Linked DNA regions of Homo sapiens: region 1 is linked to region 2. A link is a loop called in an ENCODE intact Hi-C map of the cell type or tissue named here. Cell type or tissue: heart right ventricle. All regions are shown on one strand. Each heading gives the region's core, and the rest is flanking DNA. Links, peaks and the distances in the headings are about the cores only. Region 1 has its middle 70 kb from the start of ACSL3. Region 2 holds the start of LOC105373903 (a long non-coding RNA gene).

The links. Hi-C counts contacts between places; a loop is a spot of excess contacts. Peaks named below come from ENCODE experiments on the same cell type or tissue, not always from the same donor. Only the 100,000 strongest peaks of a DNase experiment are listed, where the experiment ranks them.
Region 1: a loop joins it to region 2, with 2.5 times the contacts of the local background. A loop is called at or near these places in 5 of 110 quality-filtered maps.

What each region holds. Positions count from the first base shown.
Region 1 is chr2:222,784,541-222,797,145 of GRCh38, forward strand. No RefSeq gene overlaps it. Among named protein-coding and RNA genes, the nearest start is that of ACSL3, 70 kb to the right of the region's middle. RefSeq lists enhancers at 10,023-10,945, 10,946-11,868. In heart right ventricle, for the core only: no CTCF peak of the experiment used is centred there; DNase peaks (open chromatin) are centred at 5,240 and 7,571; H3K4me3 peaks cover 970 bases; H3K27ac peaks cover 3,664 bases.
Region 2 is chr2:222,728,059-222,740,663 of GRCh38, forward strand. It overlaps LOC105373903 (a long non-coding RNA gene), which reads left to right and starts at 11,905. Exons shown (of 4, transcript XR_001739904.2): 1 at 11,905-12,473. RefSeq lists an enhancer at 2,599-2,718 and a silencer at 6,032-6,326. In heart right ventricle, for the core only: no CTCF peak of the experiment used is centred there; DNase peaks (open chromatin) are centred at 6,103 and 8,451; H3K27ac peaks cover 1,005 bases.

The DNA.
Region 1 (12,605 bases), core at 2,121-10,120, 56 kb after region 2:
TGGTAGTATACTAAGAGTACTGAACACTCCCTTATATGTGTATAGTATCAAAGCCTCTTGCTTTTCGTTGAGAGTCAACAGTATACTGGAATCAATCCCATATTGATGTCATTGTAAGGAAAGATGATTTTACTTTGGAATGAGTTCTGCATAGCAATTCTAATACAATTTTGTAGTTGATGACCATTGTTTCAGACCTAGATCCATTTGTTCAAAGAGCTTATGTCCTTCAGCCCAGGGCCTATGAAGAGGATTTTGGGGATTTCCAATCGGTCAAGATCTAGGTCAACATTTAGGTCAACATCTCCCCTTCCCTCTAACACACACACAGTGTAAGAGAGATAATGATACTCTGAAACTACTTGGGAGAGTGTCCTGGGGAAGCAGAGTGTGTCCCCAAGCCAGGGGAAAACCTGTGGTCATATCCCTGCTTTTGAACATGGAGAAGAGTGTCAGGAGAAGTCTCAACCCCAGCACTTTGGATGGAGGCCTCCACTGAATAGCTTCCTCTGACACTGGCATCTCCTTTCTGTGCAATTATCCTAGCACAATCCTTGTTGGCTGAAGGTCTGGAGCCCTCAGATTGAGGGTCGGTGTCCTGCACACCAACATAACCTCAGAGACAAGGTGGACAGTGGCCTAGGAGCAAAGGTTTGCCACAGCACCTCTGCAAGATGGTAAGGTAGTCAAGCAGGGATGCCAGGGTCAGCTGTAGAACCAGAAGGGAGCCCAGTCTAGTAGAATGGAGACAGAGCTCAAGCCAACTCTGACCACAAGTGGAGGTGGACCCCATCCTGGTACCTTGGTAGTGTCCAAAGGCAACAACACCAACAGAACATGGGTGAGTGGAGGTGTCAGTTATCCTGAGGACGCCATCCTGATTTGCCAAGAGCCATGGTTTCCCAGGCAATTTAGAGGAGGGTTAGAAACCACATCCCCCTAGGAGATGGGAGAAAACCTCTGGAAACATAGCTGGGAAGTCCAGTTCACATTCCAGAAGCTTTTATTGTAGGCTTGAGCTGAATAAAGCTTCCATTGGACCAAGGTCCGAGATTTCTCAGCAACAGCAGAGGCAGGTGTGGCCTCAGAAATTAGGACATTGCACATCAGGCCATTTAATAAATATTTTTCAAACTGTGAACTGCAACCCATTAATGAGTCATGAAATCAACATAGTGGGTCTGTAACAGCATTTTTTAAAAATGAGAAAGATAGTAAAATAAAATAGGTTAGAAAGAAAAAATCAGAGTGCATTCCCTGTAGTAGAGGTAATTAATGTAAAACTTCTATTACTGTGTGTATGTATGTGTGTACATGTGTGTGTGTGTATGTGTGTATGTGTGTGTTTTCCAGATTTTTTTTTTTAAATGGAGTCTCACTCCATTGCCCAGACTGGAGTGCAGTGGTGTGATCTCAGCTTACTGCAACATCCACCTCCCGGGCTGAAGCGATTCTCATGCCTCAGCCTCCCAAGTAGCTGGGATTACAGGTGTGCACCACCATGTCGGCTAATTTTTGTATTTTTAGTAGAGACGGGGTTTCACCATGTTGGCCAGGCAGATCTCAAACTCCTGACATCCAGTGATCTGCCAGCCTCAGCCTCCCAAAGTGCTGGGATTACAGGTGTGAGCCACCGCACCCGGCCTGTTCCAGATTTTGATGTAAAATATATTTCTTACTGTGAGTAAGGGTAAAAAATGTTTGAAAGCCATGGATTCTTACTGCTTAGATAAGCACTTAATTTGTATAACATAGTCTTCAGGACATTTTGTACCCTGTTTCATTTTATGACTAAACTAACAGGAAGCAAAGTGATCCAGGGCATTGACTGAAATTAATTAAGCAAATATCTCCTAGTTTGAGGAGGATGACATGTTCTGGTTTTCTGTAGCTCTTTTGGCACATTCAAATATTTCTCCTTTATTCAGGGAGAGGATTGTTTGCTCTTTTGCTGCTCTTAGTTCCTTCTTTCTCATTATTAGCAACGTTATGTTAGTGAAATAATGTCCCGGGACATTGTTTACCTCAATTTTCATAATTTCGGTCATTGGTTCCAACATTCCTCCTTTCCATATGATACCACTTCACATCCACTAGGATGGCTATGATCATAAAGACGTGTTAGCCAGAATGTGGGGAAATTGGAAACCTCATACACTGCTGTTGGGAAAACAAAAATGGTGCAGTCATTACGGAAAATAATCTAGTAGGTCCTCAAAATGTTGAACACGAAGTTACCATATGACCCGGCAATTCCGTTCCTAGGTATATACCCAAGAGAAATGAACACATATGTCTACACGAAACTTGTACACAAATGTTCACAGCAGCATTATTCATAATAGCTCAAGGATGGAAGCAATTCAGATATTTATCAACTGATTTATGGATAGACAATGGTGATATATCCATGCCATGGAATCTTATTCAGCCATAAAATGGAATGAAGTTCTGATACATACTACAACATGAACAAACTTCTAAAACATAATGCTAAGTGAAAGAAGCCAGACACAAAATGTCACAGATTGTAAGATTCCATTTTTATGAGATGCCCAGAATAGGCAAAATCTTTAGAGATAAACAGTAGGTTAGTGGTTGCCAGGGGCTGGGGAGGAGAGAAGGAGAAGGGAGTTGTCTGGAAATGGAGAATGACTGGTAATGGGTTTCTCTGGGGGATGATTAAGATGTCCTAAAATTGATTGTGATGATGGTGGCACAGCTCTGTGAACATACTAAAAACCACAGAATTACACACTTTAAATGGATGAGTTATATGGTATGGCAATTAAAGCTATGGTTTTGAAGGAGCACAGGTAGACAGATGGGCTCTCAAACAAGAGTCAGGACTTTTTGGGATGATAGAAAGTTTCTATATCTTGACTGTGGTGGTGATTAAGAGATGTATCAATTTGTCAAGCCCCACTGCAATGTCTATAAATTAATCCTCAATAAAGTTAATGCTGGGGCTGTGTTTGCCCCAACTTACAAACCTGCAGCTTCAATTCTCCTAGGGGTTCAAGATGCTCCTCATATCATATTCATGGACGTGGGTCACTAGCCCTGTTGCTCCCGAGATTCCCTAAATTCAGCTGAGCTTTCTCTCATCCTCTGAAATGAATCCAGAATGTCTAGAATCCAGACAAGTAGGCCTGGCTGGGGCTGAAAACCTGCTATGAAGCTGGCAGGAGCCCCTTTACCTTCTCATAAGGAAGGACACTGACCCTGTGTGATGTGTATGACATCCTAATGCTCGCTCGGCAGCAAGGCTCAGCCAAGAGGACTCAGAAGTGGGCAGGAGATTCTAGGATTCTTTTTTTTTTTTTTTTTGAGACAGAGTCTCGCTCTGTGGCCCAGGCTGGAGTGCAGTGGCATGATCTCGGCTCACTGCAAGCTCCACCTCCTGGGCCCATTCCATTCTCCTGCCTCAGCCTGCCAAGTAGCTGGGACTACAGGCGCCCGCCACCACGCCCGGCTAATTTTTTGCATTTTTAGTAGAGACGGGGTTTCACTGTGTTAGTCAGGATGGTCTCAACCTCCTGACCTGGTGATCCGCCCGCCTCGGCCTCCCAAAGTGCTGGAATTACAGGCGTGGGCCACTGCGCCCGGCCGTGGGCAGGAGATTCTAACCCATGCTGTCACTAACCTTCGGCCTCAATCAGGTGCCTGATGTCTGACGTGAAACCCCCCTGACTTCCCACCATCCAGCGTCACATTCTTTCCCCACAGGATCACATCCCAGTTATTTAGCCTCAGGCTTCATAGTGTGGCACTCCCTCATGTTCCTTGACTAGATTACTTTGTTCCATTTATTCACATGGGGACCTCAGTAAACAGAGGCGAACTCTGCTTGGGTGACCAAGAATTCCAATTCCTGAGCCTCTAGGAAGCTGCTGGAAGAGAGCCAGAACAGTTGTTTCAAGGCGCTACCAATCGCAGCTGCATCTTCTAAACTCTCCTAAGAAGCAAGAGCTTTGAGTAGCTGGGATTTTTTTTTTCTTTTCTTTTCTTTGTTTTTTTTTTTTTTTTTTTTTTGAGACAGGGTCTCACTCTATTACCCAGGCTGGAGTGCAATGGCACAATCACAGCTCACTGCAGCTTTGATCACCTGGGCTCAAGAGATCCTCCCATATCACCCTCAGCCTCCCAAGTAGCTGGGACCACGGGCAAGAACCACATGCCTGGCTAATTCGTAAAAAAACAAAATGTGTAGAGACAGGATCTCCTTATGTTTCCCAGGCAACATGGTGAGATCTCGAACCCCTGGGCTCAACGGGCTCAAGTGATCCTCCAGCCTTGGCCTCCCAAAGAGTTGGGATTACAGGCGTGAGCCACCATGTTCAGTGGAGTAGCTGTTTTCCATAATAATTATTCATATTTATAGAATGCTGACAAGGTATCTGGGACTTGCAAGCATTATTTTATGTAATCGTCGCAATAATTTTATTGGTATGGTATTATTTTCCCTATGTTACAGATGAAGATTAGGCTTCAAAAGTTTAAGTAACCCGTCAAAGGCCGCATCACTGGAGCATTTTAAAGCAGGGATGCAATTGCAAAAGCACCAGTCAGAGCTCAGAATCCTGTTCCAGTTGGGATATACACATGGACTTCACAAATGAATGTAAGGAAGATACTCTTGTGAAGTATGAATTCATCTCCTAGAAACTTTATTTCCCGTGGGCTTCTCACCCACTGAAACAAGACATTTCAGGACTTTAGGTAAAAGGCAAATATTCAGTAGAGCAACTCAGTTACTTCTCAGATTTGACTCAAATTAAAAAAACTGCATCAAATGCAACAACACCATAGGCTTGACTGTCAGACTCGAGAGAGGGTGTAGGAGTGAGAGCAAGGATTACTAACTTAGTTATTAAAGTTATGTATCAAGAACTAAGCCTGGACAATGGAGTTTCTTTCTTAAAAATAAAAAAGAAGTCCTTTCACTTTTAAAACTTTTAAAAACCAATATGTCATTGTTTTCCACTTTTTATGGCTAGGAGGATATGATGAAGGGAAAGTGAAACCCACATCTGGCAAGTAGAAGAAGAGAGCAAAAGGGAAAGCAGAGAAGTTCAAACAAAGATTTCTACCTGCTTCTGCCTGAGGGCCACTGTGTGTGCATGCGTGTGTGTGTGTGTGTGTGTGTGTGTGTGTGTGTGTATGTGTGTGATGAGTGACAGGAGAAAGAGAGAGAGAAGGACTCAGCTAGATCTGGGGGAACCAGAGCATCTCAGGCCCCCAGGAGAACTGAAGCTGCAGGTCTGTAAGTTGGGACTGTGTAACTCGGCATGAGATGATGGTGGGCAGGTGCCGTGAGAAGCCAGGGGCTAGGTAAGCCTGAAGCAGTGGTCCTTTTCCCCAAAACCTGGCACACACAGGAATGAGACCTCCTCGTATGCTTGGAAGGGAGGTCGTGGCCGTTCTGAGTGTGCAGTGGACCAGCAGGGGCCTGGGTCAGCAGATGGGGATCCCAAGACCAGGGATACCAGCACCACAGGTGCCAGCTAGAGGAACCAGCGGATCTTCCTCAAAGCCATGGGATCAGGAACATCTCAGCTCTCAAGCAGACCAGGAAGGAGACCAGTCCCTCTGTGGAGATCAGTGTGGATCCAGCAGACAAGCATGGGTCATCATTCAACCCACGGTCCTGTAAACCAGCGGTCCCCCAGCTTTTAGGCAACAGGGACTGGTTTCATGGAAAACAATTTTTCCACAGACGGTGGCAGGGGAATGGCTTCAGGATGAAACTTGCTCCAGTTCATCAGGCATTAGACTCTCATAAGGAGCACACAACCTAGATCCCTGATGTGCACAGTTCACAATAGTGTTGGCCTCCTATGAGAATCTAGTGCTGGCACCGATCTGACAGGAGCAGAGCTCAGAAGGTAATGCTCACTTGCCCATCGTTCACCTTCTGCTGTGCAGCCCAGTTCCTAACAGGCCATGGACCAGTCTTGTCCAAGGCCCAGGGGTTGGGGACCCCTGGTATAAACCACATACACCCCAGTAACCCCAGAGGCCATGTTGGAGAGGAGCAGGCAGAAGGAGAAGAGGAAGAGACCTTGAGGGACCCAGCATTTGTCTACAGGAACTGTTTAAATAATAGAATTGGAATAAACTGGTCTGAGTCTTAGCTGTTTCCCCTGCTGTGGCCCAAGCTGTGTCCTCTGAAAAATTCATATGCCAAGCTACCTCAGAAGGTGACTATATTTAGGCCAGGTGCGGTGGCTCCTGCCTGTAATCCCAGCACTTTGGGAGGCCGAGGAGGAAGGATCACCTGAGGTCAGGAGTTTGAGACTAGCCTGGTCAACATGGTGAAACCCCGTCTCTACTAAAAATACAGAAATTAGCCTGGTGTGGTGGTGCAAGTCTGTAATCGCAACTACTCGGGAGGCTGAGGTAGGAGAATCACTTGAACTCAGGAGGCGGAGGCTGCAGTGAGCCGAGATCGTGCCATTGCACTCCAGCCTAGGACACAGAGAAAGGCTCCATCCCAAAAAAAAAAAAAAAAAAAAAAAAAGAATGTGACTATATTTAGAGATAGGGCCTTTAAAGACGTGATTAAGTGAAAATGAGATCTTTAGGGTGGGCTTTTATCCAATCTGACTGGTGTCCTTATGAGAAGAGGAAATTCAGCCACAGAAAGAAATAGCAGGGATGTGTGGATGCAGAGGAGAGATCGTGTGGGGACATAGCGAGAAGGCAGCCACGTGCAAGTCAAGGTGAGAGGCCTCAGGAGAAACCAGACCTGTTGATACATTGACCTTGGGCTTCTAGCATCCAGAACTATGAGAAAATAAAAATCTGTTGTTTAAGACTCCCAGTGTGCGGTACTTCGCTGTGGCAGCCCCAGTGAATAAATACACTCCATCTCCACCTCCAGCTTCCCCCACCTAAGTGTCCCCAGTAGGGTGGGGTCTTGAGGAAAATCAAACCATTTAATAGGAATATAAGGAAGCTATATTTTTTGACCTTGCTCAAATCATTTGGAAAACAAATGTTTTAGAACTTTAAAAGAAAAACTTTACTTAGAAATAATCTACTCTCATTTATCTAGTCATGTGAAGAAGAAAGAAAATGTTTACTTACTACCCCTAGATATATTCAAAAGCAAAAAACCCCAAACTATATTTCTTTAACATTTCTAATCTGATGTTTTCTTAAAGAAGTTAAATTAGCACAATTTATTCGAAACTAATGAAGTTCACCATATTTTAATTTCAAAGTCAGTCTTAGAGAATTCTAGTTTCATCCTATCTTCCATTTCGTAAAATTGAAAGGTCATGTTTTCCCACTAAAAAAAGTGCCCCTGAAATTAACTTCAGAAGTATTTCCTTACAAGTGGTATTTGAAAGTATGTTGCTTTTTTGTTCCTCGTCCATACTTCTATTTTAATATGTTAAATATAAAAACAGAGATGAGGAATTTCCTCATGAATACTTCTACTCAGGGACAGGATTTGAAGGAAATGAGACAAACACAGCCAGCCCTTGGTGGGGGCCGTCCTCTGTCTTTCTTCAGGCCCAAGCCCTTCCTTCCTCATTGTAAGTAGGACACTCGGTGCCTTAGCTGGTTGCCTCATTCAAGCTGAAGTGTACAGAACAAAACCACTGCCACTGACAGGGACACGGAGCCTGGACGCTGTGTGCTCCCAACTGTGTGTCCGTGGAAACATTTGCCAAGTCTTTAACAGTTGCAGCGGATTAAACACAATTTCCTAATGTTCACGGCTTCCTTGGGCATTCATTTAATTCATCACAGGCCCTGTCTGACAAGTATTAGGATCGAGGCCAAACACCATCCTAAGTTAGTCTGAAAAGAGGAGTTTCTAAGCTCTTGCTCCTTCCCCGCAGACTAACCCACTGGCCTCTCACAGCACACCAATCAATAGCTGGAAAGCTGGACCTTGGCTTTGACCGGAAGATTCTTCCGGCTAGTCACAGTCTCTCCTCGCCTTTCCAGTCCAGATCTGTCTGTCTTAGAGCAGAGAATGTGTGGATTCAGCACAAGTCTCCCCAGAGACATGCAAATGCAAAAAAGAAATGAGTATTTCGACAGAACACGTCAAGTCAATGAAGATGGCGTGAGGATGTTTGAAGGATTAGGAGGACAGTGGAGCTTTGTGGGGTCTGGGCAGGACAGCAGGTCATCCATGGTGCAGAGAAGTAACTGTTATTCTCTTCCTTTTAAATCTATTGCTCTTCCAAAAACAAGATTCCCTGTTAGTGGTTAAGAATCCCAAAACGCAAACCCGTGATAAAAATTGCTATGTCACTTTCTGGAAGCCATCATTTTCTCTTTATTTCCAAAATAAAGATGCTCTACCCTCCTCCTCCTCCTTCTTCACTAAAATGTTATGTCTGAGCATGGTCAATCAAAATTCAAGAGGTATAAAAAGAAATACTGTAAACCAGTTTTTTTTTTAAATGAAGAAATATTTCCCTTAAAGCATAAAGTGCAGAAACATTGTAAAAAAAAAATGCCATGTTTATCCTCAATTCTCCCTCTGAAGACAGTTTATTACCAGTTTCTTGTGTTTACTTCCAGAGATATGTTATTGGGTTGTGCAAAAGTAATTGCGGTTTTTGCCATTAAAAGTAATTGCAAAAACCACAATTACTTTTGCACCAACCTAATGTACATAAGTATATTCCGACATGTTATTTTGAGCTCCACAGAAACAAAACAAGATTTGCCACCTGGTGACAGACCATCCTGTTGTTCCCAAGGAGAAAGGTGAGGTCATGATGTGGATTATGTAAGGTCACGAGGCTCCCTCCTAGATATTCTGACCCCTGCAGAATTCTTTATGTGATTGTCCTGCCTTTTATCCATAGGTCAGAAGACACACTCCATCTCTGCTTAAGTGAGGCAGAATAAAATAAAATCTTATTCAGAGTATTTCCAAGTCTAAATTGTGGGGCACAAAAAAGTCTATTATTTTGCCAGCAGCACCTACAAGGTCTTTTGTCTACAAATGTAAATCAATCAGTGTTTTAGTCAGCTTGGGCTGCTATGAGAAAATACCATAGACTGGATGTCTTAAACAACAGATTTATTTTCTCACAGGTCTGGAGGCCAGAAGTTCGAGATCAACGTGCCAGCAGGGCCGGTTTCTGGTGAGGCCTTTCCTCCTGGCTTGCAGACCACCGCCTTCTCATCCTGTCCTCACGTGGACCTGGCATTTCCTGTGTGCATGAGAGGATAGAGATAGAGCTCTCTGGGGTCTCTTCTTGTTTTTTTTTTGAGACGGAGTCTCACTCTGTTGCCCAGGCTGGAGTGCAGTGGCACGATCTTGGCTCACTGCAAGCTCCGCCTCCCAGGTTCACACCATTTTCCTGCCTCAGCCTCCCGAGTAGCTGGGACTACAGGCGCCCGCCACCACGCCTGGCTAATTTTTTGTATTTTTATTACAGACGGGGTTTCACCATGTTAGTCAGGATGGTCTTGATCTCCTGACCTCGTGATCCGCCAGCCTTGGCCTCCCAAAGTGCTGAGATTACAGGCATGAGCCACCATGCCCAGCTGGGGTCTCTTTTTATAAGGACACTAATTCTATCAGATCAGAGCCTGACTCTTGTGACCTCATTTAACCTTAATTACCTCCTTAAGACCCTATCTCCAGATACAGAAGGTCTCCAACTTACAATGGTTTGACTTATGATTTTTTAACCTCATGTGGTGGGAAAGATCCAAATTCAATAGAGACCATACTTCGAGTGCCCATACACCCATTCTGTTTTTCACCTTCAGGACAGTATTTAATACATTGCATGAGATATTCGACACTATTATAAAATAGGCTTTGTGTTAGATGATTCACCCAACAGTAGGATAATGAAAGTATCCTGAGCAGGTTTAAGATTGGTTAGGCTAAGCTATGACGTACAGTAGATTAGGTGTATTAAATGCACTTTTGACTTACATTTTCAACTTACAATGGTTTTATTAGAGCGTAACCACATCTAAAAATTAGGAGCACCTGTATAGTCAAATCAGGGATTAGGGCTTCAACATATGAATTTGACAGGGGGTGGGGGAAGGACACAATTTAGTTCACAACAGTTAGCAACATTGATAACTATTTTAATAAAATAATAACGGCTACTATCTAAGTGTCAGGCAATGTGCAGCATGCTTTATGCATATTACTTAGAGTCCTCAAATGAACTCCACGAAGTGGACATTATTATCACCAGAGTGATTGAAACTAGAAACATTTAACAAGTGGTATGTTTGAGCACTGACTAGTCAGATTGAACACCAGCTATAAACAAGCACGGTGGCTGTTGTTCCAGTGCATGCTGGCCAAAGATGAGCCCCCAAATGATCACGTTTTTCAGGTAAAGAAGGAGAGGATTGGAGAGGAGAAGGGAACTGGACAAGCCCACGCAGCTGGCATATGGTGGAGCAGGGACACGTCTGTCTTACTCAACATTATTTTGCCTCTCTTCTACCTTGCCAGGAGTTATCTGCTGGAGATCCCCATATTTCTCTACTTTGGTGAGTCTTTGAGTGTTTTCCATCATATTCACAACTCAATGACTGTGCCTGCCACGACAGAGGCTGGTTTGGGATCAAGTCAGTTTGGCCACTGTCTCCTCTCTGAACAGACTCAGACTGCGGTAGCAGGGGATCGTCTTTGCTGTCCATGCTGGCTCACGTTTGACACTATTGCAATGTTTCTGCATCTGGGTCTTTGCATTGGACCAAGCTGTCTTTTTCCAGAAGACATATCTGGGTCTTTGGGGTCATTTGCCTTCTTCCCTGAATTTGACCTCTACTGTCAATCTAGATTTGGGTTCATGCTGACTCACCATACCCATTACATGCTGCCTTTGTTCCCTAGCCTGACCTGATCTTGGGCCTCAGGCTACAGCCTGCTTTTCCATTACAAAGTACCCAAACACCAAACACAATGCTGTCTGAGTGCCCCCTTTCCCTGCCAAATTCTTTTTTTGTGCTATTTGGACCTCAGCTGCTGACACTTTCCTCCATAAGCCTTTATTCCCCTCCCCAATGAACTAATGAACTCCGCTTCCTTTTCTAAGTGCTCCTCATTCTTTCTCTTTCTTATGTTTTTTATTTTTGTCTGTTTTTGTTTTTTGAGACAGAGTCTCACTTTTTCACCCAGGCTGGAGTGCAGTGGTGCAATCTCATCTCACTGCAACCTCTGCCTCCCAGGTTCAAGAGATTCTCCTGCCTCAGTCTCCCAAGTAGCTGGGATTACAGGCACACGCCACCACGCCCAGCTAATTTTATTTTTTCTTGCTTCCACATTCCCCCTTTTCTTCTTTTCCTTTTTCTTTTCCCCCTGTTTTAGGATTGCATTAGCACGTATCCAAAGAGCAGCCTTCACTCTTGATATTTGGGGCTTAGGAACATCCCTGTCTCCTGGGCTGTCAGGGGCATAGTATATCTGTGGGACATTCTGTAAACCTGTCAGTCAGTGATACCTACAAGCAACCAGAATTAGGCCATTTTCAAGGCACCTTCATTAAAGATTAAAAGGCAACCTTGCCTGTCCCAAATTTTACCACACTTCCCCCCAAATGTCACCTTGTCCAGAGGGAAAGGGAAATACGTGATTGGAAAATCTGCTATCATATGCAAACTTTACCTGGACATGCCCCACTTCTTCAAATAAAGTTCCACTGTGCAAACTATTCTACGGCCCTATATCCTGCTGTACTCATTGTTACTAGAATAAATATTTGCAGTATAAGCAGAACTTTGTTCTGAGGATAAATCCACAGGATACTTAGCACTCTGACAAATGAAAAGCCAGTTTTTAGCTGCCCTTTGTTTGATACAAACTGGATGTTGTGTTTTCTTTTCTGGGTTATGTATAACGTACAAATTCTAGGCAATCTTTGACAAGAACTTATAATAACAAACTGCCTTTTGACAATGACTCTAGAGAGCCTTCCTGTCTCCAGAAAATATCCCTCTGTGGCTCCAAAGGTCTCAGTCTCAGGGTGATGTCCTGGCTACTTTTCTTTTGCACCATAAATGAAATGACAGTGAAGACATCAACCTCGCCATGTTGGAAAACTGCCTAAGATGTTTCTTGGAACTGTGGCCAGTCCCAGGAACAGAAAGGCATGATGTTCACAGCTAAAACTTCCTCACAGCGGCCTGCTGTACCTCCTCATGCCTGAGAATTGCTCTGAGGAAGGACTCATTTACCACATTTGCACTGCAGAAGTCAACACCCAGCGATCAAAGGACATCCTGGAAAAGTCAGTATAGATCCTGAACCAAAAACCTCAGAAGTGATTCCAGGCTGCTGCCCAAGAGCTGACATGCATACATTTGTTCATCACTCAACAAATATTTATTGAGTGCTATCTCTGTTGTAAACACTGTACTGGATGTGAATGTCCAGCTGCAGAAGAAACAGACCCAAGCCTCCGGGAGCTGACTGTTCCCAGGAGGGGGCCCTTGGCTCTTTGCAGTGAGTTGTCATCCTGGGCACTGACAGGCAGTGGTGTGAGCCTGCTGAGCCAGAGAGACGATGAGCTGCTCCCACAATACCCAATAATCAGGCCCCAGGGTGCCTCCTCTGCTGTACCTAAAACACTTCAGATGAACTGCAGCTT
Region 2 (12,605 bases), core at 2,732-10,731:
CCATTTAAAAATATGAAAACCATTCTTAGGTCACAGCTATACAAAAGTTAGCAGCCTACTGGATTTGGGCCATGGTGTGCCAGCCCTGACCCCATGTGTGAGAGGAGTGTAGGAATGGCTTTGGGAGGTCCATCCACAGTACTGCCGCATACAGCCTCTGTGCCTTGAATGTGGGATATTGGAAAGTGATGACAAGCTCAATCTATCAGACCCACTTTAATTTTCCTGAGAGCCACAAGAAAAGCCTGCTTCTAAATTATATTCTTTATCATGAGCAAATTAAAGTTTACCAAATACCTTTAACACTGAAAATCTGTATTCCTGGGCCAAGAGGCCTAATGTATTTTACATATTTTGTTTTAAGTTGTCTTATAGTGCTTGCAAAATGGTCAGATCTGACCTGAGAAAACTCTAGAATACAGTCTAGTACTGTAACCAGAAAATTGGCACTGTAACATAGACATTTGCATAATTGTTCAAAGGTCTGTTTGCATAAGCTTTATGAAAATTCAGAGATGAAAATACCCTAGATATATTTATTCAGAGACAGGGTCCCACAGTGTTGCCCAGGCTGGAGTACAGTGGCATGATCATAGCTCACTGAAACCTTGAACCCCTGGGCTCGAGAAATCCTCCTGCTTCAGCCTCTGGAGTAGGTGAGGCTACAGACACATACCACCACACCTGCCTACTTTTTAAAAATTTTTGTAGAGACAGGGTCTGGCTATGTGGCTCAAGCTGGTCTCAAACTCCTGGCCTCGAGCAATCTTCCCTTCTTGGCTTCCCTAAGGACTGGGATTACAGGTGTGAATCACCACACCTGGGCCTAAATACTATTTAAAACAGGTGAGTGATATATTAGATATGTTGATCTATGATTATTCTTTTTGAAAATATCTTTAAAATGTTACCTGTTCATTTACTTAGAAACGTGTTGTTTTTGAACTTGACAGTTAATTTTATAATTATAATGTGTGTATGTATAGATGTATAAGTATATATAAACCTATATTATATATAAGCTATATATGCATATATAATTATAATAAAATAATATAACATTATAAATATACTAATATGTATATATGCTTAATAGTCAGGACACTCTCCTCCTTAAAAAAAAAATTGAGTTACATGCTGAAAAGTCTAGGGATTTAGGCACAGATCCAGATACTCAAATGCTATCATCAGGGCTGGGTGCGGTGGCTCACACCTGTAATGCCAGCACTTTGGGAGGCTGAGGCAGGCGGATCACCTGAGGTCAGGAGTTCGAGACCAGTCTGGTCAAAATGGTGAAACCTGGTCGCTACTAAAAATACAAAAAATTAGCCAAGTGTAGTGGCACACACCTGTAATCTCAGCTACTTGGGAGGCTGAGGCAGGAGAATCGCTTGAACCCAGGAGGCAGAGGTTGCAGTGAGCTGAGATCATGCCATTGCACTCCAGCCTGGGTGATGAGCAAAACTCAGTCTCCAAAAAACCAAAAATAAAAAAAAAACAAATGCTATCATCAGAATGCAGTCTTGCACCGTCTCTCCTCTCCTGTCTCCACTGTGTGGACTTCACTCTTAGACTCCTTTTATGGTGGTAAGATAGCTACCAGCAGCTGCAGGCACACATCCCACCGGGTCAGCATTCTCTGGGGAAGAATAGCTTTTATTTTCCCTAGGACTGGGTCTCATTAAACTGACTTATCCATCTATGAACCATCAGTACGGTCAAGAGGTTGGAATATGCTGATTGCCCTGGTCTATGTTGTGCAGTTCAGTGTGCTCTCAAGAGCTAGGGGTACGATGCAGATGGCTGGTTTGTCTGAACCATGTAGACTGAGTATAGAAAATAAGGGGTTCCCCGGCCGGGCGCGGTGGCTCATGCCTGCAATCCTAGCACTTTGGGAGGCCGAGGTGGGCGGATCACAAGGTCAGGAGATCGAGACCATCCTGGCTAACACGGTGAAACCCCGTCTCTACCAACAATACAAAAAATTAGCCGGGCGTGGTGGTGGGCACTTGCAGTCCCAGCTACTCTGGAGGTTGAGGCAGGAGAATGGCGTGAACCCGGGAGGCGGAGCTTGCAGTGAGCTGAGACTGCGCCAGTGCACTCCAGCCTGGGCGACAGAGCGAGACCCCGTCTCAAAAAAAAAAAAAAAAAAAAGAAAAAGAAAATAAGGGGTTCCCCAAAGGAAAATCAGGGTGAAACGATTCTGGAAAAACAAAACTGTCTGCTACAATAACATTTACATTTGACTTTTAGCAAAGGAGTCAGGAAGAGAATATGGAAACGGAGAGAAAATGAATGGGGAGGGAGAAAAACATGGGAATGTAAAGAACACATGTTTCAGTAAATTGGACAAGGTCAGTGCTTCATAATCTTGGCAATGTATCAGAAAAATCTAGGTAGTTAAAAAAAGAAAGGATTTCTGCACTGTATCCCAGACTGAGTGAATCAACATCTCTGAGAGTGGCATCTGGGATTGGTAAATATTTTAATCGCCCCAGGCAATCGAAATGCAGCTTATCCATAGACTCACTTTGGGAGCCATTGAACAGGGTTGCATGAAAGCACAGGCTCAGCTGCAAAACAACCTCAAATTACAGAGGCCTGACCAAGAAGCTGATTTCTTTCTTACCTAATAGTCTGGAGGCGAATGGTCCAGGATGGTGGGTGGCTCTGCTTCACGTGTTCATTTAGAGACCCAAGTCCTTTCCATCCTGCTGTTCACCAGCCCCTAGGGTGTTGTCTTTGTTGAGCTGAAGCTGGCTGCTACCACATCCACATTGCAGCCCACAGGGAAAACGGAAGGAAAGGACCAGAGAAGCACTGAGTTGTATGTTAAGGCCAAGGCTCAGAAGTGGCACACACCACTTCCACTTTCATTATATTGGCCTAAACTTAGCCACATGGCAGCAAGCTGCAAGAAATCTGGAAAGTGTAGTCTTTCTTTAACCTAAGACATAAAAATTTTTGCCTTGACTCTCTAAATACACACACACACACACACACACACACACACACACACACAGAGGTAGGTGGGCATATGCTGAGCTAAAATTAGACACCTAAAGTTAAACATTCATTACTTTCAGTTAAACATCATAAATTGAGTGCCTGCACTAATATTTATTCCTTCCCGAAACTCCGTAAATAAAGGAATAAAAATGGTCAAAAGTAAGAAAGTCCCAAAGAGAACAGGAGATGAGTAAGAGGAGAAAGTGATGTCAACACTATTTTGCAAAATGGAAAACAGAAGGACAAGTGGAAACTGACCTGGCAGAGCAGAACAGGCAGAAACTTAATGCCAGAGAGAATTGAAGGGGAAAGTCCGGTAAGGAGTAAGCTGATTCCCACTGCAGAACCTGGGAGAAGCTGAGCTATGGAAGGCACCACCTAACTGAAGGTTGAGGGTGGAGGGAAAATCCAGAGAGAGGAATGGGAAGTCCCTTGAAGTAGCAGTCAGGCTCTCAGATTTCCTGCCCTAGTTCCTGGAGCATAGTCACCCTCTACCTGGATAGGCACCGGAGCTTTGCTCTTGGAAATTTTAGGGAACCTCTGAGCTCTGGGACACCAGGCTCAACCAAGGGGATGGGGGTGGTGAAGTGCCCTTAAAGCAGATTCAGTGGAACTTCCTATTAGATGGTAAATTCCTTAGTCCCCTTCCCACACTAGGTTCCCATGATCCTAGGCAGCCACTTTTATATTCCTCCAATGGGAGACTGGTGAGTTCCTCTCTGGGGAAACTGACCAACAGAAGAGGGAAGACCTGCCAGGTTCCAATTTCTGTAGGTCCCCATCTGCCACACCATAGTGAAGCCCACCAACAGTCTTTTCACACAGAGCTGCCACTCAGCTTTTAGTGACAGTAATGGACATCCAGGAATCACCAGACATTTCAAGAAAGGCTTCAACAGGAGAGAATATACCAAACAAGGAACATGGGAGAGATGAAGATAGCAGGAGAAAACTTCAGAAAATGGTCATTGATATTTTTGGAAAGATAAAATTTTACAACAGTAAAACAAGAACAGAATGTAATGTAAAAAGGAACATTTATTAAAAAAAGAAAGTGACATAACTACATGGAGATGATGGGTGGAGGAGAAAAATAGGTGCAAGAATGCGAGGGAGTCAAATCCTCCTGTTGCATGGGAGAGTGCTAACAGATGAGGTCTAAAATTAAAAAGTGAAGAAGCAGCAGTTTAAGCATGCAATGTAGACATATAGAAAAAGCAAAAGGAGTTGAAAATTACTGACGCTGGAAGCAGGATTGGAAGGTGAGGCAGAAGACTGCTGGTTTTCATTATAAGCTAGGACTGTTTGATTGATTCATCCATGCCCATGATGATGTTAAAATATATTTTAATATTTTTATTGGTTTTAATATTGACATTTTATACTTTAAAATAACAAAAAATACTACTTCATATTTTAAAGACTATCTTCCAAGAAGATGTTGAGATATAAATGTAGTAGAAGCCTCTATATGACGTGATCAGTGTGAGATTACTGTCGAAGCACTAGGGCGAAAAGGCAATTTAAAGGAAACTTGGACTTAAGACCTGAGACATTTGAAAGAATCCTGGAACTTTCCTGGGGGAAAGTGGGAATTCCTATTTTAAGAAATCTGAGCAAACTGTTATAGGCCAAGCTGCCAAATGTCTGTAGAGGGTTGGCAGGTGTTGTAGAAACTGCAGATCCTCTGGTTTTTAAAATTTTGTTTATATACTTGAATAATAGGAAGTCAGTTTGTTTGGATAATATCTGGAAATGAGACTTTTCTTTTTAAGTTATAACAGAAATACTTTGCATAGCTTTAGTCAAACACTAGTAATTGACTCCTCAGAAAACCCCCTCCCATCCCCCCAGCTGGTGTCCCATTAAACGAGTTGGATACTTGCTTTCTCTGTCTTCCTCTCAGCCAAGAATGCCCATGTGACCTAGTTTTGGCCAATGAGATATAAGGGAGTCTGCTTAGGGGCTTCTAGATGTTTCCTCCTGCCTGATGGGAGGTTAGTGCACAAGGAGAAAGATTCTGCATCCTGCTTTTGAACAGTGTGATGATATCATTTTGGAGCTGTCTGTGGTCATCTTAGCAAACCATGAGGGCAATTCCAAAGGAGTTATGAAGACAACAGTCCAAAACCCTGGCATCGATATATCCCAAACAAACACCAGTAACTAACTTAGGTGTCCCTGTTATGCAAGAGCAATATAGCCAAGATCAATCTGGTTTTCTGATGTTTGCAACCAAAAGCATCCCTACTCTCACCATTGGTCCGAATATGCCATTGGGTTATTTTTACAAATGATATCGTGGTCTCAGTGATTAGGCAGTATTGAGTGAAGGGAGGTAAAATGATTTACTCACATCAATGTGATCATTCCATTCAATTCATACTTTTGTAAGACAGTTTATAATGGAGCCCCTGAAGAGGTGTGCCTTGACACACAGATGTTGCAAGTGCGATGAATTTTTGACCCCTCAATCCTGGGGGTTAGCAAGAGAGGACTGGAGTAGCAGGAGTCTCTAGGGCTACCAGAGTCCCAGAGCAGTGAAAACTCCCTCTGGGCCTCTTTACCTGTTTACCCAAATCACTGTGCAAATCTAATCCTTTCCTCACAGTGCTGTCAAGTCAAATATGCCAGGAAGCCATACTCTGGGATTTACTTATGGCATTTATGTGCATTCTCTCTCTCTTGGTTTTCACAGAAGCATTCTGAAGTTATTATTAATCTCATCTTCCAAATGCAGAAATTGAGATTTAAATCTCAGCGCCCCAATCCGTACAGCCATTTGGTAGCAGAGTCAGAATTTGGAACTAGGGCTCCAGACTCACTCTCCTGCTGCAGAGAATAAGCATCCTTATTATTCCCAGCTCCCCATTCTCATTATACACTTTCCTCTGAGCGTACCTGACAATGGTCGACTTTCATTGCTGAGAGGGGGTGGCGGGAGGAGGAAGCGAATGGGGTGATGTGATGTAAGCCAGGAGAACGAGGGTGGCTCAGCCAACTCAAATCTCTTTGTTCATGGTTTGTGAAGATGTGACAAGACCAGAGAAGCCAGAACAGAAGATAGAGGCCACATTGTTCTGCTGGCCTGGGGCCGAATGTACTTCCTCACCATGTGTTTCTTTAGCCTCCTGAACTTTGCTCGATGGCATTGTACTGGCCACTGTGCCAGCTGCTCAGGGTGGGAAAAAGAAGGAAGAGTTTGCGTGGGAGCAATCTGGGCTATGTCCCAGCATATGTGGCATTTCTGCTTGTTTCTTTAACTTCCAGAGCTGTTTGTCTGAGACTTTCAGCCCTGGGGCTACTACTGGTCAGAATGTTTTATTTCCACTTGTGAACCAGGATGGTGGGGATCTGGAAGAGAACTAGAGGCATCTGGGGACCAGAGGGTTAGTCCAGCCTTCTCCAGGATGAATCCATTTCCCCAAATCACAAAACCAGTTAGTGACAGAGGCAAGAAAGGGACGAAATTCTCCCCCAAGTTAGTAGAGCTGGCTCAGGGAGAGTCCAGTTTGGAAGCCGCTTCCTGGATGTGTGACCCTGGCCAAGAAACTTCTCTCCAAGCTGGAGGTTCTCCATCTGTAAAGTAGGGATTATAAAAGTGCCTTTTCTGTAGGAATGAAAGAAGTAGTTGAGGTTATTCATGTAAATAGCAAACTCTACTGCCTGAGCACACAGGATGTGCTGAAATGTTTGGTTTCTATTATTACTGATTCCTAGACAGCTTCTCTCTGTTCAGTTTTGCAGCTCTTTAGTGTGCTAATAGCTAACTGTGAGGATCACAACAGAAAGTGTTCCATTCATCAAAACACACTTAGAGCTGGGCTAAGTAACTCATATCTGTAATCCCAGCGCTTTGGGAGGCTGGGACTATAGGTGTGAGCTACTCAGCCCAGGTCTAAGGAGTTCAAGACAGTCTGTACTAAAAATACAAAAATTAGCCTGGCATGGTGGTGTGCGCCTGCAATCCCAGCTACTCAGGAAGCTGAGGCAGGAGAACCACTTGAACCCAGGAGGTGGAGGTTGCAGTGAGCCGAGATCGTGCCACCGCACTCCAGCCTGGGTGACAGAGTGAGACTCTGTCTCAAAAAAAAAAAAAAAAAAAAAGAAAAAGAAGTAGAAAAAGAAAAAGACCAGCCTGGGCAACATAGACTCTATCTCTGTAAAAAATTGCCAGGCATGTGTGTGTGTGTGTGTCTGTGGTTCCAGCTACTCATGAGGCTGAGGCAGGAGGATCACTTGAGCCCAGATGCCTGAGGCTGCAGGGAGCTGTGACCATACCTCTGCACTCCAGCCTGGGTCACAGAGTGAGATCCTGTCTTAAAACAAACAAAAAACCAAAATCAAAACCAAAAAAACCCCCTCACTTTACTGTATGTAAGTTATAACTTAATAAAATTGAATTTGGTTTTATGTTGAAGTATTTATTCTATCACAAACCATCAAGCCTCATTAAAAACATGTAACGCTGTCATTTCAGCAGATCCTTACACAATTATAGCTGCAACTGAAACCATGACAGCAAAAGGTATCAGTTTAGAGGGAACTGAATTTTTTAAAGTGTTTTAACATTAGTCTAAGTGTAGGTGTAATGGATGTCAACTTGAGTGCAGTTATAGATATTTGCCCAGAGTATTGCTTAAGTCTTCTAAAAATCTCAGTATCCAATTTAAAAAATGTGCCTTGTGGTTAAACAATGATTGTTTGGGGGGCTTTAAGGAAATTGCTTATTTTTCCCTTGCAGCTTATATGCTTTTCCTTGCCCAAAGATTTGAACAGTTTTTAATGAACTCCAGACTTTATTTCTCTAAAGCTTTGTAAAGTCAGAATACATTTTCCTGCTTTCCCCTTCACCCAAGCAGAGGTGACCTGGCTCCTCGGGAACCTGGTGTCAATGGTGGCTCTCTCATGGTGGCATCAAGATCTACCCTACATTATAATGATGTGTGAACATGTCTTATTTTCTCTTCTGGATTTTTAGCTTTTTGAAGTCAGGGGCTGTATCTAAATGATGTTCCTACTCCTAATGCTTCTGAATATCATGCTGAATGCAAGAAAAAAATCAGCCAATCATTACTGCTAACTGATAAAATAGAATTAAGAAGTGATGTATTGTTTCATAAAGAACCTGAATAAATAGGGGGAAAAATGAACAAAATACTGTTTCATTATTATTAATGGGTAGAAGCAGAAATTAGAAGTAATATGCTGTTTCAGAGGGGATGCTAGGTCCTTGGTTTAGTAAATAGACAATCTTCCATTAACATGACAATTATTTCCAAATTAATGCTTCTGACTGAACCTGGAATTAGGGCACCTGAACTGTAATCCCAGCTCTGTGATTAGCAAACTGTGGAAACTTGGCCACATCCCTTGGGCTTCTGAATATCAGTTTCCTCCTCTGCACAGTGAAGGGATTGAAGTCGTTATTACATCATCACCCAAGGTCCTTCCAGTTTTAGCATCTGCCAAGTGCCTCCTCTTGGTGTCATCTCAGTTCCTTGGACACAGGAGACCCTCAGGAAATGCCTGTGAGTTGACTGAGGGAGTTAGTTAAGCGGTTGGACTTTAACATTGTTTATTTTGCCAAATCTTTTTTATGGATAAATATAAAACTAAATCTCAGCCCAGCCCCTCTTTACATTAGCATAAATTCCAAATTGGCAGTTTTCAAATTACTCACATTTTATATTAGCTATTTTTAATTTGGAGATGTCACTTTTACATCTTTCATGTCTGATCCATGAGTTACAGGGGTTTTTTTTCTAGATAAAAGGGATATTTAGAGATTGTCTCATCCAAGATTCTAAATCTAAGGTCTCTAAATCTATAGGCTTTAAGTACCCATGAACTCCCCCAAATGTAGCCCTCAGAATCTTGTCATTCATTATTGGTTTTCTCAACCTTCTTTTTATTAGTAGCACTTGTCACCACCTGAAATTCTCATGTATTCACTTTTGTCATCAAGTCTGTGCCAGAGCTCCGCACCGTGACTATGAGTTCCAGGAGGGTAACACTTCATTCTGTCCTATTCACCGCTGCATCCCACGGTTCACAGAACAGGACCTGACGTTCAGTAGATGCTCAATAAACATTTGCTGACTGAATGAATGTGTAAGCCAAGGAAGTCCCAGTTCAATATCACATTCCACAAACTCACACATCCAATTCCACAATCCTTTTTAAACTATGTAATTTCTGGAGTTTCTAGAATAAGTAACGAAAGGAGGTGGGAATATCTTCCAAATATACATCAAGCTTCCTAAAAATCCTCTTTACCCACCCATCTCTCCCACATTTCACACATCAAGGCAGAGATATCTTGAGCTGCCTTTTCTCATTCTTCCCAAAACTCTTTATGCTGGGACCTTGTCATCTTCATTTCCTCTCTCCTCTGTGCCCCCAAATCTATTCTTTTTGTTGAGATATAATTTATGTACCTTAAAATTTAACTTTTCAAAGGCTACAAATCAGTGATTTTTAGTATAGTCACAAGACTGTGCAACCATCACCAATTCCAGAACGTTTTCATCACCCCATAAAGAAACCTGTGCCCATTAGCAGTGCATCCCCATTGTTCCATCCTTCCAGCCTCAGGCAACCACTAATCTACTGTCTGTCTCTATAGATTTCCCTGTTCTTGGCATTTTACATAAATGAAATAATACAACCTTTTATGCTTGGCTTCTTTCCTTTAGCATCATGTTTTCAAGGTTCATCCATGTTGCAGCATGATATGAGTCCCTCATTCCTTTTTATGACTGAATAAGATTCCATTGTGTAAATGTACCACATTTTGTTTACCCATTCCTCGGCTGATGGGCATCTGAGCTGCTTCCACTTTTTGGTAATTATGAATAACATTGCTATGAATATTCATGTACAAATGTTTCTGTGAATATTTCTTTTCAGTTCTCTTTGGTACATAGCTAGGAGTGGAATTGCTAGGTCATGTTTAGCTTTTTCAGGAACTGACAAATTATTTTCCAGGGTAGCTGAATCACTTTTACATTCCCACTAGCAATGTGTGAGGGTTCTAATTCTCTACATTCTTACCAACACTTGTTATTGTCTATCTTTTTTATACTAGCCATCCTAGTTGATGTAAAGTGGTATCTCATTGTGGGTTTTGATTTGCATTTCCCTAACGGCAAATCAGACTAATGAGACTGAATATCTTTTCATGAGCTTTTTGGCTACCTTCACTGGGGATATGTCTTTTCAAATTCTTTGCCTATTTTTAAATTTAGTTATTTGTCTTTTAATTGTTGAGTTAGTAAGAGCTCTTCACATAGTCTGGACACAAGTCCGTTGTCAGATAAATGACGTGTGAATATTTTCTCTCTTTCCATGGGTTGTTTTTCACTTTTGTAATTTTGATGAAGTCCATTTTATCTACCCCAGATCTATTCTTACCTTCTACATCAGCGCCCTGACCTTTCTTAGGTAAATCAATCCAGCCTCTCTTGTTACGTCCAGTTCTCCTCTCTACAAGTTCCTGATCTGTTTAACAAAGATCCTGAGGAAAGTAGAGCAAATACAGTATCTTCTTCAGAATGTGAAAAGATGAGTAATGTTTGTCACCTATATTTTCATAGTTTTGTCCCTTTCAGATATACAAAAAATACCGCCCAATGGGTTCACCTTACCCACTGCCTACACAGAGCCGATTTCTCAAGACGGGAATCACAATAGAGAAAGGATAATTAATGCAGAGCCGGCTGAGCAGGAGACTGGAGTTTTATTATTACTCAAATCAATCTCCCCCAACATTTGGGGATCAAAGTTTTTAAAGACAATTTGGTGGGAGGGGAGGGGCAGTGAGTTGGGGAGTGCTGATTGGTTGGGTCAAAGGTGAAATCATGGGGCGTCCCTGTCTTCTTGTGCTGAGTCATTTCCTGGGTGGGGGGGTCACAAGGTCAGATGGGTTGGTTTCTTGATCTGGGTGGTGCTGGTTGATACATCAAGGGTAGAGTCTGCAAAACATCCCTAAACTGATCTTAGGAGCAGTTTAGGGAGGGTCAGAATCTTGTAGTGCCCAGCTATGTGACTAGTAAACCATAATTTCTAATCTTGTGGCGAATGTTAGTAGTTTAGTCCCCAGGCAAGAAGGAAGTTTGTTACGGGAAAGGGCTATTATCCTCTCTTTGTTTTAAACTATAAACTAAGTTCCTCCCAAAATTAGTTCAGCTTATGTCCAGGAATGAACAAGGACAGCTTGGAGGTTAGAGGCAAGATGGAGTCGTTTAAATTGGACCTCTTTCACTGTCTCAGTCACAATTTTGCAAAGGTGGTTTCAATATTTAGGCACAATATGCATTTTTCTGAGCAGATGAGTCTATAGATTTATTTCATCAGATTTTCAAAGCTGTCCTTGATGCCAACAATATTAAGAAATGTGCATGTAGACTCATTCTCTTGTGTTTCAGGAAAATGAGACCTAGAGCAGTTGAGTGATTTGGCCAAGGCCACCCAGCTTAGTAGTGACAGTTCTGCAGATACTCAGTATCTTGGTCTGTTTTTGTGTTGCTGTAAAGGAATATCTGAGGCTGGGTAATTTATAAAGAAAAGAGGTTGGCCTGGCACAGTGGCTTACACCTGTAATCCTAGCACTTTGGGAGGCCGAGACAGGTGGATCACTTGAAGCCAGGAGTTCAAGACCAGTCTGGCCAACATGGTGAAACTCCATCTCCACTAAAAATACAAAAATTAGCCAGGCATGGTGGCACATGCCTGTAATCCCAGCTACTTGAGTGGCTGAGGCATGAGAATCACTTGAACCCCAGGAGGCAGAGGTTGCAGTGAGCCAAGATTGTGCCACTGCACTCCAGCCTGGGTGACAGAGCAAGATCTGTCTCAAAAAACAATAAGAAAAAAAAAAGAAAGAAAAGAGGTTTATTTGGCTGATGGTTCTGCAGGCTGTATAAGAAGCATGGTGCCAGCATCTACTTCTGGTGAGGATTTTACGGAGCTTCCCCACTCATAGCGGAAGGTGAAGGGGAGCTGGTGTGTGTGGAAACCACATGGCCAGAGAGGAAGCAAGAGATGGGGCAGGCACCAGGCTCATTTTAACAACCAGCTCTGGTGAGAACGAATAGAGTGAGAACTCACTCACTGCCCCGCCCACACACAGGGAGGGCAATCATCTATTCATGAGGGATCTGCCCCATGACCCAAACACCTCCCATTAGACCCCACCTCCAACACTGGGAATCAAATTTCAACATGAGATTTGGAGAGATCAAACATCCAAACTATTGCACTCAGGTTTCCTTATCTTCCTCCCTGACTCACCATCACACCATCCCACTGTACCATGATGCCTACAGAATTTCACATTGCAGGTAAATTTCTCCAGGAGCAGCACATGAATCCAGTACCAATATTTTATCAAATATTTATTTTTCAGAGACTAAGGCCAGGCAGTATTGACTCGGAAGGCTGTGTGGGAGCTGGAGAACCAGGTGAGTCTTGGTAGGAAGCAGAAGCATCGGTCCTGAGGCTCCTCATGTTTTCAAGGTTCATCCATGTTGCAGCATGATGAGTCCCTCATTCCTTTTTATGACTGAATAAGATTCCATTGTGTAAATGTACCA